2 separate regions of the Homo sapiens genome follow, and region 2 is linked to region 1. Evidence: chromatin loops called from intact Hi-C (ENCODE). Cell type or tissue: mammary epithelial cell. All regions are shown on one strand. Each heading gives the region's core, and the rest is flanking DNA. Links, peaks and the distances in the headings are about the cores only.

Evidence for each region. Hi-C counts contacts between places; a loop is a spot of excess contacts. Peaks named below come from ENCODE experiments on the same cell type or tissue, not always from the same donor. Only the 100,000 strongest peaks of a DNase experiment are listed, where the experiment ranks them.
Region 2: it touches region 1 in a loop (11-fold over the local background); 35 of 110 quality-filtered maps call a loop at or near these places.

Annotation. Positions count from the first base shown.
Region 1 is chr15:71,008,674-71,013,673 of GRCh38, reverse strand. LRRC49 (leucine rich repeat containing 49) reads right to left here. Exons shown (of 16, transcript NM_017691.5): 13 at 3,682-3,867; 14 at 761-870. Among named protein-coding and RNA genes, the nearest start is that of THSD4, 100 kb to the left of the region's middle. In mammary epithelial cell, for the core only: a CTCF peak has its summit at 1,983 (motif pointing left); a DNase peak (open chromatin) is centred at 1,943; H3K27ac peaks cover 1,288 bases.
Region 2 is chr15:71,100,468-71,106,532 of GRCh38, reverse strand. It overlaps a transcript of THSD4 not described here. Among named protein-coding and RNA genes, the nearest start is that of THSD4, 12 kb to the left of the region's middle. RefSeq lists enhancers at 2,860-2,969, 3,110-3,159, 3,330-3,399. In mammary epithelial cell, for the core only: a CTCF peak has its summit at 3,217 (motif pointing right); a DNase peak (open chromatin) is centred at 3,292; H3K27ac peaks cover 1,437 bases.

The DNA.
Region 1 (5,000 bases), core at 1-5,000:
GACTGGTCAACCATCCTTGACTATTTCTTCATCCATGCTCCACCTCGTCAGTTAGTGTGTTCTGTCAGGTTTCCTCTTCTCCATCTTGCTGCCCTGGCTCAGGCCCTCATAATCTCTCCTGGCCTACAGAGTAACCATTTGATTGGTCTTCATTACTTCAAGCTCTGCCTGCTCAAATGGCAGCCTTTCTACAATGTAAATCCAATTATATGATTGCTTGTGCTTCATTACAAAACACAAGTTTTCATTTTTGCTTGGCATGGATTGGAAAGCTCTTCAAAGTCAGACCACAATCAGTCTTTCTAGCTTCATTTCCTATCATTTATTCATAATCATCCCATGTTCCAATTATACTGAGCTATTTACAATTACTTGTGCTTTTGCAGATATCTTTTCCCCATATCCTCTACCTGAAAACTCCTACTCATTCCCAAAGAACTAGATAAAATGTTTTCTCCTTTGTGAAGCCTTCCCCAGTGTTATTCCAAAATATGGTTAGTCCCTCCTACAGCCCTCCCTTATAGCACCTGAAACATTACGTTTTAATTGTATGTGTATATCTTTAACTTATTAGACTATAAGCCATACGAGAATAAGGACTTCATCTTATTTATCTTAAGATCCCCAACACTTTCAATAGGCCAGTCTAGGATACATGTTTATGGAACACATAATTAGCATAGTTAGGAGGTATGTGGAATTTATTTCTTTTTCTAGTGTAACAGTAATTCTATAAAAAACTACAAAAATTAAAGGTTACCTGGCATCACCCAGAATGGAAATCAGACGATACTGGGGTAACTCAGAAGATGCTACATGTGCTAGGATTCCAAAGAGCCTTTCAGCCATTATCATATCATTCTGTGTCACCTGAAGAGACACAATAGAAAGGGGTAAAAAAATGACACCAACTCTTAGCTGAATAAAACTGATATAATCCCAAAGAGAGATCCAAATTAAATATTATCTTTTAAGCCCACAAAAGCACATTCTCCTGTGCTGTGGAAAGAAGAGTTTTCATTGATATTTTTCTTTCTTGAGTTAAAATGAAGACGTATAATTGTGGTTCATGATGATGGAAGCTGATTGGAGGTGATGAGTCAGCTCTGATTTAGAAGCTGTCTTTCCTGAGAATTACACTTGAGGTACCTTCAATTTTTAGTATTTTTTTTTTTCAGAAATCCTATAGCTTCTTGGATTAGAATGATTTAGAGGAAAAAATTCCCAAGTATCAATGGGATAGATTCATTTTAATAATGTGTCAAAGGTAAGCCAAGGTGTTGGTCATACCTTGCTCCTATAGGGATAATTTTGTCCCTTCCTGAGAGATGGAACTTTCACTGAATTAGCAAGGATGCTCCTGTTCATTCTATCAGTCTTTCTCCCCAAAAAGAATAACTTGTCACAAGTATACCCTATGAGGACCCATTCTTACATTAACCAAGAAAGTACTAAAAGCTGAAAGCAGTACCTGTATTACTATCTGGGGATATTTTCTTTAATATAAAATAGGGTTGCTTACATTTTAAATACTGTTTTTTTGTCTATATATAATTCAATGATCCCAGCCAAGAGCCATTTTGCCCCCTACAGAACAACTGGCAATGTCTGGAGACATGTTTAGTTATTTCTGGACATTACGGGCATCTAGTGGGTAGAGACCAGGGTTGCTGTTAAACATGTCACAATGCAGAGGACAGCCCCCACAACAAAGAATTATCTGGCTCAAAATGTCAACAGAGCCAAGGTTTAGAAACCCTGGTATAATTAAATTTTGGATCTTTTGAAAATTTGTTCCTGACACTATCTGTAATACTCTTCACAGGCATTTTCTTTAAAACAAACCAATAATTCACAAACATACCTATGAATCAGTGCAGGCTAACTCTCTTCCCTTCCCTGGATCTTCACAGTTAAGGAGACTTCAAATTCTTCCTTAGCTAATAACTAAGTAGTGTTTGGTCCAATATAGTCACCTAGTGGCCAATGCAGGCCACTACTCCATGTTTTCTTGATGCTATTAATTCAATTTAATTCTACCTCAAGCAATATCATTCTTTTTTATACACAGAGAAGTAAAAATGCAGTGTAACATTACTATCTAAGGTCAAGGACCTAACAAACAGGAATATATTTTAGGTATTTTAATAAAGTGTCAAATATCCCTGGCATTGAGATTTTCAGAAATTTAAATCAGAATAAATTATATTGGTTCTTTCTAATTCTTTCTAATTCTTCTCCACTTTATATAACTACACTATTCCTTCCTGATTCAAAGTTTGATAATAATGGGTATTATTCTAGTAATAATCCATATCTGGGTAAATACACCATTTAGGGTTAACTGAGGTAACGGTGTGTTACCTCAATTAAGGGAGACTCAGTCACCCACAGTAAAAATAACCATTCTATTTCCAGTCTGGGCTAACTTTGAAAACCTTTAGGACTAATTATTAGGTCCTTCCAGGGACTCACAACCTCACCTCGGGGGAAGTACCAAATAGTATACATGAGTACACAAGACTGAGCCAACCCTCTTGAGAACTAGCTGGAGAAATTAAAAGTCATCTGAAGATTCAGATTTACCCAACATCTTCAGCAGATGGCTGATTCTGAGGTTACAGAAATACCATGGTTGATGCAAATTTCATATAGCTGCTTGTACATTGATCCAGAGATGTACAGTCTCCTCATAGTATGCTGAATTTTTGGAGTTAAGTATCTACCTGTACTGTATCAGCTGCAGGGAAACACAGTTACTGTGCCAGAAAGTTGATTACAGTTAATCTTACAATAAAGAGGTCTTCTGAATTTCAAGAGATATTGTAATAAGACTAACAACATATTAAAGATGTTTTTTTTTTCCTCTGGAGGAGTGTTTAAATTTAGTAGAGGTGGAAGCATAGCTTCTCTCTTTCCTTCCAAATTAATATTTTAAAAGAACATGGCTTTTGAGTAGCTGGGGGATTACCTTGTGACAAGCTTAGCAGAATCAATCTAAAAATAACTTTTCACTAATAATTTTCCAGCTATTCAGCTCCAGACCTGAGTTACCCAATGTAGTCATGGCACAGTGGTTGCTACCAGCTATTAACAAAGCTTTCCAGACATTTACTTATACTTATTTTATTTTCTTTTTCTCTTATTTTCACTTTCTCTTATTTTATCTTTCTTCCTGGCTTATTTCTCCTTTTCATCTCTTCTTTTTGTAAGTCATCTTCTTCCTCCCCTTTTTTTTCCATTTTATTCTTCCCTTTCTCTACCACAATACCCTTATTAGTTGACATTTAGGTTTTACTTCCTTATCCCCTCTTGCATAGCAGGCAGTCTGCAAAGTACTTTGAGAAATACAAAGATCACATTACTTATAAAAGAGTTATTTTTTATTTTTATTTTTAACTGTCACCCCACCATTTTATTTCACTGAATGCTTACAAACAACAGTATAAGTATTTGCCATTTACTATAACCTGGTTACTATTTTATTTTTACAATTTATTTAGTTCTTTGGAAGTTTTAAAATAGATTCTTAGCCTTTTGACATTTTAAATGTCAATTTAAAAAAAACCATTATATCTCAAATGTTCTATCATGGTTACTTAAATTCCTAAACATTTAAAGTAACTATTTTCACTAAGAAGGAATATTTTTATTCTATAGTTCATCTAGTTTTTAGCTTACCTCTGTTCCATTTATTTTCTGCATACTGAAATGGCTTAGCCTAAACAGTACATAGTATTTCCAGAGTGTAAAATTGACAACTGGATTTCCTTGAGGATCAATTGTCAACTGGTCAATACGACGGAGTTGGGCTAGTGCGTTAAATTGCTGCAGCATTACAAGATTTGTTTCCTTGAATTTAAGGTGCTGCAATGATAAAACACAAATACAGATCAGAACATTGATTTTAACCATATTGAAATATTAACATTAAAGCTTCACTAATCATTCCCCAGGTAAATATGTAAACTTTAGGCTTAGCAAATATGTTTTCAATTACATTAAATCAACTGAATGTACTAAACTTACATAACTTTAATTCATCCAATGCACCATTGATGGAATCCATCCAATATTGAATTCTGGGTGACTCCTTCTACAAATGACAGTCTCACTTATAAACCAACATTCTTTAAAGATACATAAATATCAAATAATGCAGATTCTTTCAGGAATTATTGATTTTATATGCTTTACATTGACATTAAATAAATTTTTTTAAAAAGACTGGAAATGAAAATTTCAGAACTTTATAAATACAGGCCCCCACAATTTTCCTGAGAAGAACTAGTTAGTTATTATTACTTGTATCTTGCCAAACACTACGTAGGATAGTTATACTGGCTATAGAAAAATCAAATCACTAAAACTGCAATGTTAACGCAAGCATTCTGTCTGTGAATCTAGATGCTCTTTTCTAAACATACTGTCTTCACCTCTAACTATCTTTTTTAGGGAGAATGAAGTGAAAATAAAAACAAAAACCCACCAAAAAGGCAGGTGAGGGAAGTCTCTTGGCTGACAGAGAAAAACACAACAATAATAGAAACTCAAGAGAGAACTCATTACAGAAATCACAGTTTCTACAAATGCATACTAAATAATACAATGACACCATAATTGAGGAAGGCTAATTTCTCAAAGTAATTTTAATGAGCTATTAAAATTATTTTCAACATTGTTAGGGGACAACTGTAAAAATTATACAGTAAATATACATTTCACCATTACCAGGTACCATAGGTGAATACATAAGGCTATGTGGTAAGGTGAATCACTTATAAAGTAGAAATATATAACTTGAATAAAATTATATCAGTCTTTTTCTACTCCACAAAGGATCATTTTTTTTGAGATAGAATTTCAAATGTTAACATAAAACTTCAAGGCCATTTATGAATACTAATTTAAATCCTAGCTCAAGAAAATCAACACAAAACTTAAATCTTCCTGCCAGATAGAAACTACATAAATACAAGTTAAAACAGGTCTTTGGCCTG
Region 2 (6,065 bases), core at 613-5,612, 92 kb before region 1:
AAATTCCTGCATGGGTCAGGCAGGCTGCAACTTTACCCCAGATCATTTTTCTCCACCAGGGGCCAGAATCAGGAAAATCTGAAAAAACTCCCCCAACAGATCTGCCATGGTACCCAAATACCAGTTCTGCCTTTGAGATAAAGGCCAATCTGTGTACTGAAGGTGGGAGCTTAGGGAAAGTCATCAGGCTCTGGGAGTGGAGAATACTCAGGAATGGTGGGGAGGCACAGTAGTGGGAGTGGTCTTGAAGAGCAGCTGTGTAGAACTGAGGCCTGCGTCACAGTGGGAAGTCCTTGCAATTTGAAGGTTAAGCACACTGTGCACGAGATCCCTGGCCCTCTTCTCTCACCATGATACACACCCTGTCCTCCCATAATAATTTTCTCCTGTAGACCTTCCACAATAATTTATTCCAAGTCATTCTTTATGCCACCTAAGTCTGGCCTTTGACCCTCACCTCCAGGCTCCCATTTCCCGGATATTTTGGCAGGTGCTTCAAGTGCAATGTGTTATGGATAGAACATATCACTTCCTGTCCCACCCCCCAAACCCTCTTTCCTATTCCATACTCCATATCTGGATGAGGAGCTATCATCTTCCCAATCATTCAAGCTCAACATCTCAAGAGGGCTCATGGCCCTGGAATGCTCTTTTTTTCTCTATTAATATAAGAGGGGAAAATGCAAGCCAGAAAAACAATTGAAGGCATTGTGCAGGCCAGGTGAGGTTGTGGTTCAATCTTGGTGTGAATTTGTTCCTTTGAGAATTCGTCTTTGGGTGGAATGCCTCTAATTGTGGACTCAGAAAATAGGATGAAATGTAGAGGAAAAGAAAATAGGATAGTGTAGTGTGATAAGAAGTATATTTGGTCTTTGTCCGTGGTCCTGGCACAGAGAATCTAAAACCCTTGGAATTTCCTCAGTCATGAGGTGTCCTTTCTTATTCTTAAGGAGCCTCTTTGGAGCACACCTGAGTTTATGCTAATGAGGTAATTTAGGGTAGGACCCCAGATAGCCTCAGGATGGGACTCAACACCAGAAAAACTAAGGGATTAGAAGGTTGAAACTTTCAGCCCTACCCACTGACCTCCAGGAATGGGATGGGAGGAAATTAAATTCTATGAAAACTCTGGGAGAGAGGGGTACCCCAATTCTACAGGGACAAAAGCTCCTATGCTTTGGACCCTTCTAGACCTCACCTAAGTCTTCATCTGTATCCTTTATAATAAACGAGTAAATGGCCTGAGTTCTGTGAGCTATCCCAGCAAAGTATTGCTGAGAAGGTGGGTAGGGGAAACCCCAATTTGCAGCTGGTTGGTCAAAAGTACTAGAGACCTGGCCTGGTGATTGACATCTGAAGTAGAGGCTGAAAACTAAAAATAAAATCCTAAGCCCCTCAACAGCTGAACAGACCCCCTCTTGGCTAAGGGGACCCTAGAAAATCCTTAAAAATGGAATTCCCAGCATGACACAAAGGGAGGTGATATATCCCCACCCTTTTGGAGTTTAGGCACAACTGACCACCATTAATATTAAAATACAGACCATAAGACTAACAAAACAGACTCCTTGTGACAATAAGATATCAAATTATAAAGAGGACATAAGGCCGTGCCGGACAAGGGCTAAGTCACTCAGCCCTACGGGTCACTCTGACCTCGAATATTGGTTCACATACTTCCTTATCTTAACTTAAAACTTTCTTTTCTGTTGACTCCAAATTTTTACACAAAGCTCTACTCCTTTAACCAATTGCAAATTAAAGAATCTCTGAATCCGCCTATAACCTGTAAACTCCCACTTCAAGATATCACACCTTTTCGGGCCGAACCAGTGTATACCTTCCATGTGTGAATTTATGTCTTTGCCTATAACTCCTGCCTCCCTAAAATTTATACAACCAAACTGTAATCTGACTGCCACAGACACACTTTCTCAGGACCTATTGAGACTGTGTTCTCTAGGCCATGGTCACTCATATTGGCTCAGAAGAAACCTCTTTAAAATATTTTCAGAGTTTGGTTTTTCCATTAACAGGGCAATCTTGTGAGACTGAGAACTAACCCTGTGGGATCTGATGCTTAGCTCCAGGTAGACAGTGTCAAAATCGAATTAAATCGTAGGGCATGCAGCTGATGGGAGCAGAATTGGAGAACTTCTTGGGATGGAGAAAAAGCCCCACACATTTGCTGTCAGAAGTATTGTGTGAGCGAAGAGAAACAGTCTGTTTTCTCCAGATGGATTGCCTAATTCTTTCCGGCCATATAATAAAGAGTTATTGCTGGTCAATAAGTTTTGTTTTTTATGAAACTTTGCAGGGGCCGGGGGTGGGGGAGACAATAAATGCCATACATATAAACAAAGATATCATTTCCCACATAGCAAATGATTGATGATTTAAAAAGCAAAAAGAGAGCCTTATTCCAGAAAAGATGGAATAAGTAAGGACACACTAAATGTAACTATAAATCCTGGACAGAATGGATGGAGGAGCTATCTGAGAGTTCTGAAACATAAATCATAGCAGGTGGCTTTGGGAAGAAGACCAGAATTCAAAGTCCCACTAAATCAGTAGTGAATTTTTTTCCCTCCCAGTATCAGCCAGCCTAGACTAAAAGGCAGCCATAAAGCTGGAAGTGTGCACCAGAGGAAGACAGAAAGAGCTGCAAGAGAAGTCCTCTCTAAAACACAAGAAAGGAGATTCTGAAGAGTCAGAGAGAGAGTGGGGTGCAGGGGAACTCCTGGTGTTTTTTTTTTTCCTTCTTTCCAGCCTCAGCCCACAGGCAATATTGTAGCAGCAGTGGTGGTGGCAGAGGCTGAGGGGGTGGGAGTGGAGCTAGGCAGTCATCTAAGATTCCAAGAGAGGGGAATTATTCTGTTTGACTGGAGGAGCAGTGTTCACAAGAGTGTGTGGCAAATCTTTCTTCCTTTTTTTTTCACCTTTCTCCTCCTGCCACTTGACTCCAAACACAGAAACAGTCATGGTAAGTGTGGCAGAGCAGAGAAACTGAAGCCCAAGCTTGCTCACTGGAGGGCTGAAAAGGGAGGCCCCAAGGAGCCAGAGGGTGTTGGGGAGATCACGGAGAGTAGGGAGCTTAAGTCAGAAATCCCACAAACTTATGTTTTAGCTCCTGGGCTCACCTCCAGGCTACACATGTATGGATCTGATCCTAAACACCATACCACATGTTTGGAGAACTGAAACTGCAAGGTAGACCCCAGTCCAGGCCCATGATTGGCCACTGGGTGGCACACACACAGGACTGATCTGAATAGCACTGCACTCTGAAATCAGAAATGATATTGAAACCACAGCCCAAGAGGCAGGTTTGGACTCGCAAAAATAATATAATCTGTTTCATTTCCTGCTTCAAAAAAAAAAAAAAGCCTTCTTTTTAGGATTTAAGTCAGACCTGGGGTCCTGTAATATTCAAAATGTCTAGGATATAATCCCAAATTACTCAGCATATGAAGAACCATGAAAGTCTCAACTGACAAGGAACGAGACAATCAACAGACACTAACCCTGAGAAGATACAGATGTTAGAATTACCAAACATTTTTTAAAGCAGCAATTATAACCATGTTCCATAAAGTAAGGGAAAGTGCTCCTGAAACAAATGGAAATACCGAAATTCTCAGGGGGGAAAAAAGAAGATATAAAAACAGGCCTAGTGGAGTGGCTCACACCTGTAATCCCAGCACTTTGGGAGGCCAAGGCAAGTGGATCACCTGAGATCAGGAGTTCGAGATCAGCCTTGGCAACATAGTGAAACCCTGTTTCCACTAAAAATACAAAAAATTAGCTGGGCATGGTGGCAGGCATCTGTAATCCCAGCTATTCAGGAGGCTGAGGCAGAAGAATCTCTTAAATCCGGGAGGTGGAGGTTGCAGTGAGCCAAGATCACACCATTGTACTCCAGCCTGGGCAACAAAAGCAAAACTGTCTCAAAATTTAAAAAAAAGGAAGATATAAAAACAAACCAAATGGAAATATTAGAACAGAAAAAGAGAAGGACACTAACTTAAATTTCAGATTAACTGGATGAAAAATTAACTTAAAGATAGATCAATAGAAATTATCTAATCTGAACAACAAAGGAAAGAAAATTGAAAAAGAAACCCAGCAGAACCTTAGGGGCCTGTGGGAAAAAATACCAAAAAGTTTAATATTTGTGTCATTACACTCCTAGAAGGAAAAGAAAAAGGATGTTGAATGGGAAAAAAATATTTTAAGAAATAATGGTGGAAAAACATCACATTTCACAAAAGACATGAACATGGAAATTGAAGAAACTCAGTGAATCCCAAACAGGATAAAATCAAAGACATCCACACATTATAATCAAACTTATGAAAACTATTAAAATAAAGAAAATATCCTGAAAGCAATCAAAGATAAATGACTCATTTCAGGTAGAGAAACAATTATTTAAATGACTGTGCATTTCTCATCAGAAACCATGGAAGCTGGAGGGAAGTAGAATAACATTTTTAACATACAGAAAGAAAAGAATTATCGGCCCTCCACAGTGGCTCATGCCTGTAATCCCAGCACTTTGGGCGGCCAAGGGGGCGGATCACCTGAGCTCAGGAGTTCAAGACCACCCTGGGCAACATGGTGAAACCCCGTCTCTACGAAAATACAAAAAATTAGCCAGTCGTGGTGGCATGCACCCGTAGTCCCAGCTACTCAGGAGGCTGAGGCACGAGAATCGCTTGAGCCTGGGAGATGGAGGTTGCAGTGAGCTGAGATCATGCCACTGCACTCTAGTCTGGGCTACAGAGTGAGACTCTGTCTCAAAAAAAAAAAATAAAAAAGAAAAGAAAACTACCAATCCAGAATCTTATATCCAGTGGAAATATCGTTCATGAATGACAATGAAATAAGGACATTCTCAGATAAAGTAAGAAAATTCCTTGATACCAGACTTGTTCCATAAGAAATGCTAAGGAGAATTCTTCAGACTACAAGGAAATTAAATCGAGGGAAACTTTAACAATAGTAATGAAATAAGAGCAACTGAAATGGTAGATACCTGGAAAAATATAATAGATTTTAAGTTCTTTGAAATATGTGAAAGCACAAATTGTAACATTGACTGATGGAATTTTCAATGTATGTAGTCATCATAATACATAATACTATGATGACTACGTAAACAGGGGATGCCAAAGGTACCTATATGGTGAGAAGATCTAATATTTATATCATTTATGTGTTTATACCATTTAAATTTAATGCAAGAATTGAGTACTCCTCTTGAAATTATAAAATATAATAGTAATATAATAGCAGACCATATACTGTAATCTCTAGAACAGCTACTAAAATTTTTTTCCCAGAGATATAGTAAAAATATCAATAGAAAATTAAAATAGAAGACAAAGATATTCAAATATTTCAGAAGAAAGTAGGAAAGGGAAAATGAAAATCAGAAGAAACAAACATAAAATATGTGATAAAATGGTGATCTAAGTACAAACATATCAATTTTATTTTATTTTATTTTATTTTTTATTTTACTTTTTATTTTTATTTATTTTTTTGTGTGACAGCGTCTCACTGTGTCACCCAGGATGAAGGGCAGTGGTGTGATCATGGCTCACTGCAACCTTAACCTCCCAGGCTCCGGTGATTCTCCAACCTCAGCCTCCAGAGTAGCTGAGACCACAGGTGTGCAGGCCACCATGCCTGGCTATTTTTGTATTTTTTTGTAGAGACAGGGTTTTGCCATGTGGCCCAGGCTGGTCTCAAACTCCTGGGCTCAAGTGATCCATCTACCTTAGCCTCCCAAAGTGCTGGAATTACAGTCATGAGCCACTGCACCCAGCCCTCAATTCTTACATTAAATTTAAATGGTATAAACACATAAATGATATAAATATTAGATATCTGTTTCTATGTAACAAATTATCACAAACTTAGCTCAAAAGAACATATGTTTATTATCTCAGTTTCTGTGGGTCAGGAATGCAGGCATGGCTAAACTAGGTCCTCTGCCCCAGGGTCTTTCATGTACCTACAACCAAGGTGTTGGCCAGGGCTGAGGTCACATTTGAAGG